2 separate regions of the Homo sapiens genome follow, and region 2 is linked to region 1. Evidence: read pairs that join two places in POLR2A ChIA-PET (ENCODE). Cell type or tissue: Caco-2. All regions are shown on one strand. Each heading gives the region's core, and the rest is flanking DNA. Links, peaks and the distances in the headings are about the cores only.

Region 1 (3,587 bases), core at 113-2,612:
CAGGACCTAAGAGGTAGAAGCAAACCTAACAGGGCAGAGGAAAGGGCATAGCACAAACCCCCAACCAAGTGGCTTAAGTGTCCCCTCCCTGCTGCCGACCTCCATGCCCAGGGCCAACCCTTCACCTGGGGGCAGGGACAGGGCTTGGAGAGTCAGGATTGGAGGCAAATGTGTTCCCTTTCTCACTGCTTTTGGGCTTCAAGTGTTCTGCTGGGAGCTACTTGGGAGGGGCCTCTGGAAGGGCAGACCTGGCGCCCATGCCAGTGGGGCACGGGGGATACCTCTCTGCCAAGCAGTGAGGAGATGGGCACAGTCACAGGAGAAGCACATTCCATGGGAAAGCCGGCTTTAAAATCACTATTTCCCCCGTATTAAAGTCAGCTCCTATTCAGGCCAATGCAGAAAAATAAAATTTTGGGGGAAAATATAAACTACTATTCCTCCCTGCTAGGAATGGGTCATCCCCTTTTTCTCTGGCCTCAGTCCACCAGATCTTCACCGGGGTCCCACCCAGTGTCCCTCTGGACTTCTGGCCACCTCCCTCACATCAGCCATGGTGGGGCAGGGGTGGGGTGGGGGACGGCTGGAACCTGCAGTGGGTGGTGTCTCCGCCTGGGGCCTCAGTTTCCCCACTCTGACAGGGCAGCATCCATCTCCTGAGCTGTGTCTGTGCCCTTTTGGAAACCTACTGCTGGCCCAGGAAGAGCACCACCCTCACTCGACACACCGTCTGTGATCTGAGGATGCTGCAGTTCCCCCAAACCCATCCAGGGGCCCTAGGATCCTCAGGTCAGGGGGCCAGGCAGCCACTCCTTCATGAAGACTCCCGCCCATCTTGCCACGTCAGCACACATCTCGTGAGCGAGCTCAGCTTCTCTGGGCCACTGCCCGGGACCCACCCTTGGCCTGCTCCTCTGCCCTGGCCAGCTGGAAGCAATCTGCCTGGAGCAGGCAGGTGGTCCTCCTTAGTGGGCTCCCAAGAGGCCGTCCCCAGCCCTTCACCCACGCAGAGGTGGCTCTGTATGCATGGCTGCCTGGGGCCCCTTCTCTGCCGGAGTGAACCAAGTGCTCTGGAATTCATGAAGAAATCAGGGGTCTTTAGCCTGCTGTTTTTCTTGGCGAGGCCTTATCACAAATTAGTGGGGAAGCCCGAAGGTTAGGGTTTCAGTTAGTTCAGCAGAATCTGAGGAGCGGGGAGTTGGCCTCCTGCCTCTCCAAGTCAGAAAACGCTTGGCCTGTGGGGCCCCAGGGAGCTCTCAGAGCCCAGGATGATTAACCAGGCAGGTGACCTGTGCTTTGGGTGGGGGCGGGGGTGGGGCCTGGGGGAGATAGCTTTCACACAAGCTGACAGGTTTCACAAAGCCCAGTGATCTCTCGTACCTTCCCCAGGCTGCCCTCGGCTGGAGTGCACAGCCTGTGGGCCTGGGGCTTTGGCACTGAAGGCAGGGCAGGGCGCCCAGCCTCATGGAAAGGGTACGTTCGGGAAGGGGGCGAGGGCAAGTCTGACTTGGGTTCCAGGGGCAGCCCTTTGAACTTGGCGACTTCACGTGAATGCACTTCCTAAACCACAGCTAAACGCAGAGGTTCTATATCAGTAGCTCGAAGACGATTGGGGACCCCCAACCGGACAAATGGCAGGTCACCTCCACGCAAAAAGTGGGCTCTTCTGAGGAAAAAGCAGGCCAAGTTGCCTCTCCTGTTTTGGAAGGCAGGAACCCGAAAGCCAAACCACTAAGTATCCACCAGCCACTCACGAACTCAAAAAAGCTGGGAACATTTCTGGCAAGCGCTGGTCCCGTGGCTGAGCCCCCGACCCTGGAGTGTTTCACAAGTCCAGCCGTCTGTCCCGGATGGATTCTGGGAACTTGTCTTAGGCTCACCACTGGGTCTGAGCACAGATGGCCGTCGGCTTCCTCCTGTCTCCACGTCAGGAATCCGTGCCTGCCCCACCCTGCCCTGGCTCTCCCCTGGAGCTGAAACGGGTCCAGCACTGCTTCAAGACGTGAGCTTGTTTAGGAGTCATTGTCTGATGCTTCTCAGACCCTGTGCTTCTCTATTGGGCCCACAGGCTTTTCTTAAACGGACAGGGACCCTGGTGGCACACCAAGTTCCAATCCAGTGGCTCCTGATAGCCACACCAGACCCTGCCCTCGGCACCCTGTCCAGGTTACTGGATCAGTCATCTCTACCCTGTGACAGAGACCACCGTGTTCCCATTTCACAGTTGAGAACGCTGAGGCCTGGTACCTTCCAGTGCCTTGTTCCAGCTCCATACGATGGCCAGAAGCTTCAGCCCAGTGACTCCACCCTCTGTGGGTGAACTGGCCCCTTCCCCCAACTCTGAGCCCTGGTTCTGTTGCCTGTGTCTCCTTGGGCAGGTCCCCACGTCCTCCTCTGTGAGCCCAGGACAATCACAGTGTCGCCTCCTGGGGAGCGAAGTGAGAGGGAAGGGCAAGGCTTGGGTGCAGCTGCAATGGCACCCAAGGGGAGAAGCTGTGTTTCCGCGGGAAGGGGTTCCTAGTGGGGTCCTTCCTAGGTGACAAGGCCCCTTCTGCCCTCAGTGCAGCCACGGCCTTGCAGGACAGCCTGCTCGCTGCCACCCACCACTTCTCTCTCTTTGCCCTCCCACCCTCCTTCCTCCAAGGGCAGTGTTAGCTTGCCAGGGAGGGTTCGAGGCCTAGGGCTGGCGGGACAGGGACCCTGGCTGCCAGCTCCATTCCACTGTGCAGAAACCCAATCCGGGCGGGAGGACGCTGTCACTCCTGAGGATTTAGGGCCGTCACCTGGTGGAGCGGGAGGGCTCTCCTCCCTGACAGAATAAGTGGTTACATGCCGAAAGGTGACACCGCAAAGGGGTCCTGAGCCGGGAGGAGGACTGTATATCATCTGAGCCTGGATCTGTGCGTGTTTTTCTTTCTGTCTTTCCTTCCTGGTCTCCTTGTCGCGGCCCCCTGGCGATCTTACCAGAACGTCCTGGTCCAGATGTGATTCTCTATCAAAAGCCTGGGCCCCCAGGCACCACCGGAGGGGCTGTGTGCAGAGGTGGTGGGGGCTGCATAGATGGAGTACAGGGCTCTGTGTCAGACACAGAGAGCCATGTTCTGATTTCTGCTCCCCCGGTGAAAAGAGTAAATGCCTCCACGCCCACGGCAGATACAAAGGCTGAGATGCCCCATCCCTGCGGCACATCCCCCAACGTGTGACTTCCTCGTCCCGAGGTCCCCCTGGAATCCGTGACTTGCTTTGACCACCATGTCATGAGCAAATGGGACACAGAGAGGCTGGAGTACATGTGCACCGAGTGGCTGGGAACCCTGCGGCCACCAGCGGTTAGTGAGGCCCCACTAGCTAGTAGAGGAGAGGCTGTCTGCCAAGGGTCTTCTCCGGGAGCAAGGCCATCCTAGACCACTCAGCTCGGACCAGTCCACCTGCCCAGCCAACCGCTAGGTGTGAGGGATTCGAGGCTGTTGCTACTTCGAGCTGCTGAGTTTGAGGCTGGCATCCCCTCTTTGGACTTCAGGGTCCTCTCTAAATGCCACTGCCTCCAGGCCCACTGCTACAGTAAGGACAGAACAGCGGACCAGGTG
Region 2 (4,492 bases), core at 971-3,470, 420 kb before region 1:
CACGTTCTCCCCTGTCTGTGTCTCCTCCCCTGTCTTTTCACACGTGGACCCCAGGCATTGGATGAGGACCCCATACAGTGACCCTCTTTCCAAGGTCAGGGTCACAGGTACTGAGGTTAGGACTTGGACACACCTTTCATGAAGACACAATTCAACCCTCCACCGCCGGGAGAGGGTGGCCACAGCGGGCAGCCCGCCGTGACTCCTGGGAAGACGGACTAGGATCGGAACCTGTAGAAAGACCAGGGGTGGCATTCTGGGGCATGGGGATGACATCACAGATGCAGGCGTGCGTGATCACAGTCGTGTTTAGTTCTAGGGAGCAGGGGGTTTTTCATTTCACAGATGAGAATAGTGAGGCTTTCCAAGAAACCAGGAGCTGCCTGGGACACCCAGGCTGTCAGCAGTGAGCTGGGAATGAAAGTTGGGTGTGGCCACGGGGGAGACCCCGGGGAAGGGAAGAGTTCTGCTCCCCCCAGAGGCATGTTTCTCCAGTGAGCTCTCACGACACCACAGGCCGCTGGCCTCTGTGTCTGTGGGGCAGGACACCTTGATTCCCTGGCCTCCTGACCCCTGTCTTGCCCCTGAGATGGTGTCTGCACGCTGCTGACATGGCAGCCCAGCTTGGACGGGTGGGACGTGCCCACCTAGGGGCTGCTGGGCTCCTCCCTAAGGAGGAGGAGCTGCTGGGTTCCTCCCCAAGGCTGCATCCTGGTCCCAGGTGCCCGGAAGACAACCTGGGACAGGCCTGTGGTTGCATCAGACATGTTTACCTGGGAACCAAAAAACTTTTTTTTTAAAAAAAGCTGTCTTTAAAAAGTGAGGGGGAGAAAAGCACCGTCTGCTCCCCCCGGGGACTTGGGACCCTGGCTCCCGAGGGCAACTTGCCTTTTTGTACTGGCTCAGACTCAGGCATGCAGTCCTTAGCCTGGAGCCTCCTGCCTGGGGCAGGAGGGCAACAGTGCCCTCTTGGGAAGCGGCAGCCATGCCAACAGGGGAAACAGCTGCTGGTTGGCTTCAGCATCCTGATTTGCTGTGTGTGTGTACGTGTGTGTCTGTGTGTGTGTGCATGCACATCTGTCTGCTTATGCATGTGTGTGCATGCATGCATCTGTGCACATGTGTATGTGTGTGTGCCATGCATGTGGTTGTGTGTGTCCATGCATCCGTGTGTGTGTGCCTGGGAAGGGGGTGGTGAGCAGTCAGGATGAAAGAGGAATGCAAGGCCACCATCACACTCGTGCATGTCAGCACCTGGCACACAGGGAACACTCACCAGCAGCCACAGCTGGCCCTTGTGCCCCGGGCTACGTGGTGCCTGCCAGGGCGGTGACCACCCGTTGACTGGTCAGTGACGGGGGGGTCGTTTGATGATCAAAGAGGAAGAAGGGACAGGGCGCAGGGGCCTCGGGGAGCACCGCTGTGTGCTGGAAACCACATGTCCTGATAGGACCTGCCTCCCAGGACGACCGTGAGGACCAAATCAGATCAAAAGAGCCTGGGCAAGGCTGCAGCGGGCACCTGCTGCTGCTGCTGCCTGACGCATAAACTGTCCCCACGGCCTGCGCGGGCGGCACCCCTGCCACAGGCACACATGGGCAGGGGAAGCTCATGGAGCGGCAAGCACTCTGGTCATGTTGATGGGGACAGGGAGGATGCTGGCAAGAGGGTCAGCCACAGTCACAGCACTCACTGCCTCCCTCACCAGAGGCCAGTACACTGCAAGATCTTGCCCCTTTCCTGGCCACCAGATAGGGTAGGGGTGCTGGGAGGTCTCCCAAAGGGCGACTGCCCCCCCAGCCCATGCCTGTAGGAACAGAAGACAGCTCTGGGGGGCCTGACCCGGGCCTCTGCTGCATTCCGGCCTTGGGGACTTCCAGCGTGGTGGTGTGGACGCTCGGGGGGCCCTGGACAGTGGGAGAGCCATTCTGATAAGGCTGGAAGCTGATAAGGCTGGAAGCCTCTGGAAAGGGCTATTGCTAAGACACAGGGCTGGAGTGGCCTGGAGGTGGCTTTGGCAGCTGATATATAAAGGTGGCTCTGTGGTGGGCCCAGTGGGGAGGTCAGGGCTGGGGCAGGTTCTGAGCCTCTGGGGGTCCATGCTCTCTGGAGGCTGCAGCCCACGGAGGAGACCTGGCCGGCCCCTGCCAACCCACAGCAGAGGCTACTCAGCTCCTCTGCGAATTCTCCAGCTCATCCTGAGTCTTAATCCCCTTATCTTAATAACCTCTTTTATCTTGTGCCGGTTACTTGATTTTTCACCTGTTTGAGCCTCTTATCTAGCTGGTTGTCACCTTTGCCTTCTTAAAAACCCTTAGCCTCCCTCTGGGAGATGCAATGCTGCTATCATGCCAATTTCCTCTCCTGCTTTAAGGCTCTTCCAAAATTCTCCTCTTAAAACTCCATCTGGGTAGTGGATTTCCCTTCAGTTTGTGCCTTCAAGAGAAATCTGTGTCCTCTCCCGTTTGGCTTCGTATGATAGAAAATGTCAAAGATGTACAAAAGTGCAGAGGACGGTGCCCCCGCCCTGCCGTCATGGAAGCCGGTTCCAGACAGCGCCCCGTCTCCTCCACCTGGACAGCCGCTGGAAAGAGACTCCGCACTCACCTCCGTTCCTCTCTCTTCTGTGACCTCTGTTCTTCCATCTTGTTACCCGCCTTCAGGGCTGCCAGCAGGAAGGTGTGGGGGGCAAAGTACGTGTCATGGGAGGGGCACTTCCTCTCCACCCTCCCTGACTCCTCGGCCCTTGCCTCCCCAGGTCAGGGGTGGGGGCCCACATGTCAGTGTTGGATAGTAGAAGGAATGGGGAAGGTTCTGGAAGATCCCACCCCGATGCCCCTCATGACCTTGGGGAGTATGTAGTGGGGTCCAGCCCACCTTCCCAAAAGACAACTAAGAAAGTCAGCAGGTGCGGTTTCCGACCTGCTCCCCGGGGAGTCCCGGCTGTACTGTATACACATCGTGGTCAGACTCCCCCAGGAGGCATTCACTGGCACCTACTCCATGTTCGGGCACTGGGGGTGCAGGGAGAGCTGTCTGCACCATGCAATGGGAGCCTCTGCAGCCAGTGTGCCAAGTCTGGGTGCCGGGGGCGTGCGGAGGATGAGGAACAGGAGAGTGACCAGGCAGGAGCCCAGCTAGTGGCCCCAGAGGTCCTGGGAACCGAGGGCAGCTCGGTGAGGCCAGGGCCATGGTGGGCGTTCAGTCGCAAGAACAGGCTCTTGGTGGTGGAGACCCAGACGAGACAGAAGGGCCCGGGTCACTCGCATCAACTCCCACTTGCCGAGGCTGGTCCTGTTCCTCCCCAGCGCCTTTCATGCCCCTGTGCCCTGTCTAGGGCCACGCCCGGCCTTCCCTGCCCCGACGCACCCACGCGTCCCTGGACACGCTCACTCCCATAAATGCCTCTGCCAGCCGTCCGCCTCTCTTCCAGCAGATATTGATTACAGGGGGTTTTAGTCCCAAGGGTAAATTTCTGGAAGTCCATCCCTGGCTTAAAGGACACGTGAGCACTTGGCGCCTCGATTCGAGTTCACAAACGGCACTCCGGAGAGGTCAGTGCAGCTCTGCCTGCGTTGCTCCGTCCCAGCTGGGCCTGCACGGGGCTATGTGCCCATAGCAGGGCTGACTGGGCTGACCCACAGCCTGGGGCACGAGGGAGAGGCTGGAAGCAGGCCTTGTCACCATGGGCTGGCCTCGGCTGCGGCTGTCCCGACCCAGGCCGCTTGAGGTCAAGCCAGGTCGGCCAGCAGAGGCAGGAGCCGTGCCCAGGCCCATGGCAAGCCCTGTGGGACACAGGCTGTCAGACACATCCAGTCCTGGAGCTGGCGCCCACTCCCCCTCCTCCCAGGGCCTCTGCCAGCATCCTCCTGGGTGGGCCCGGCCCAGCCCTAGCCCCTGACTCTGGAGCAGGAGTCCCAAGTCCAGCACTCAGGCCTCACAGAGGCCTTGCAGCCCTCCCACCCGCCCGGTCCTCTTGAGACGGGGTGAGTCACACGGCTGTGGTTCTGCCTTGGGGAAAAGTGAAGCCCAGGACGTGAGGGTGACTGGGAAGGATCCCAGGACAGAGCTGGGGCCTCGGCCCACCCAGAGCTAACAAGGTGCGGGCTGTGCGTTTAGCTCAGGAGGGTCGTGACAGCTGCCAAGGCCCCCGTGCCCTCAGCTGAGCCACCTCTAAAATCCCAGCCCCTCGTGAAGACCAGAGCTGGGTGTGCTGGGAAGGGGCGTGAGAGGCGAATCATAAATAGAAACGCCAGCTCCAGCCACGGCGAAGGGGATCTGGCTGCCAGGGACCCTGCAGTCTGCTGCCCTGTGCCAGGCCGCTTCGGGACAGGCTGTACAAAGGCCAACTCAGTCATCTCCCAAACCCCAGAGGGGCCCCAGGATTGTCCCCCTCCCCAGAGAGAAGCCTGCAGCCTGGAGCTGGCCTCTCCCCCTGCACTCAGGCACAGCTGTGTGCCCAGCGGCTTAGCAGCTCTGCAGAAGGCAAGCG

The links. Peaks named below come from ENCODE experiments on the same cell type or tissue, not always from the same donor. Only the 100,000 strongest peaks of a DNase experiment are listed, where the experiment ranks them.
Region 2: POLR2A ChIA-PET joins it to region 1 with 7 read pairs; 1 of 35 experiments calls an interaction of 5 or more read pairs at or near these places.

What each region holds. Positions count from the first base shown.
Region 1 is chr11:2,723,508-2,727,094 of GRCh38, reverse strand. The region is part of intron 11 of KCNQ1 (potassium voltage-gated channel subfamily Q member 1); the gene reads right to left. Among named protein-coding and RNA genes, the nearest start is that of KCNQ1OT1, 25 kb to the right of the region's middle. RefSeq lists enhancers at 1,193-2,188, 2,364-3,263, 3,264-3,587. In Caco-2, for the core only: no CTCF peak of the experiment used is centred there; DNase peaks (open chromatin) are centred at 1,244 and 1,959.
Region 2 is chr11:3,146,615-3,151,106 of GRCh38, reverse strand. The region is part of intron 1 of OSBPL5 (oxysterol binding protein like 5); the gene reads left to right. Among named protein-coding and RNA genes, the nearest start is that of OSBPL5, 16 kb to the left of the region's middle. RefSeq lists enhancers at 1-622, 623-1,396, 1,397-2,172. In Caco-2, for the core only: no CTCF peak of the experiment used is centred there; a DNase peak (open chromatin) is centred at 1,974.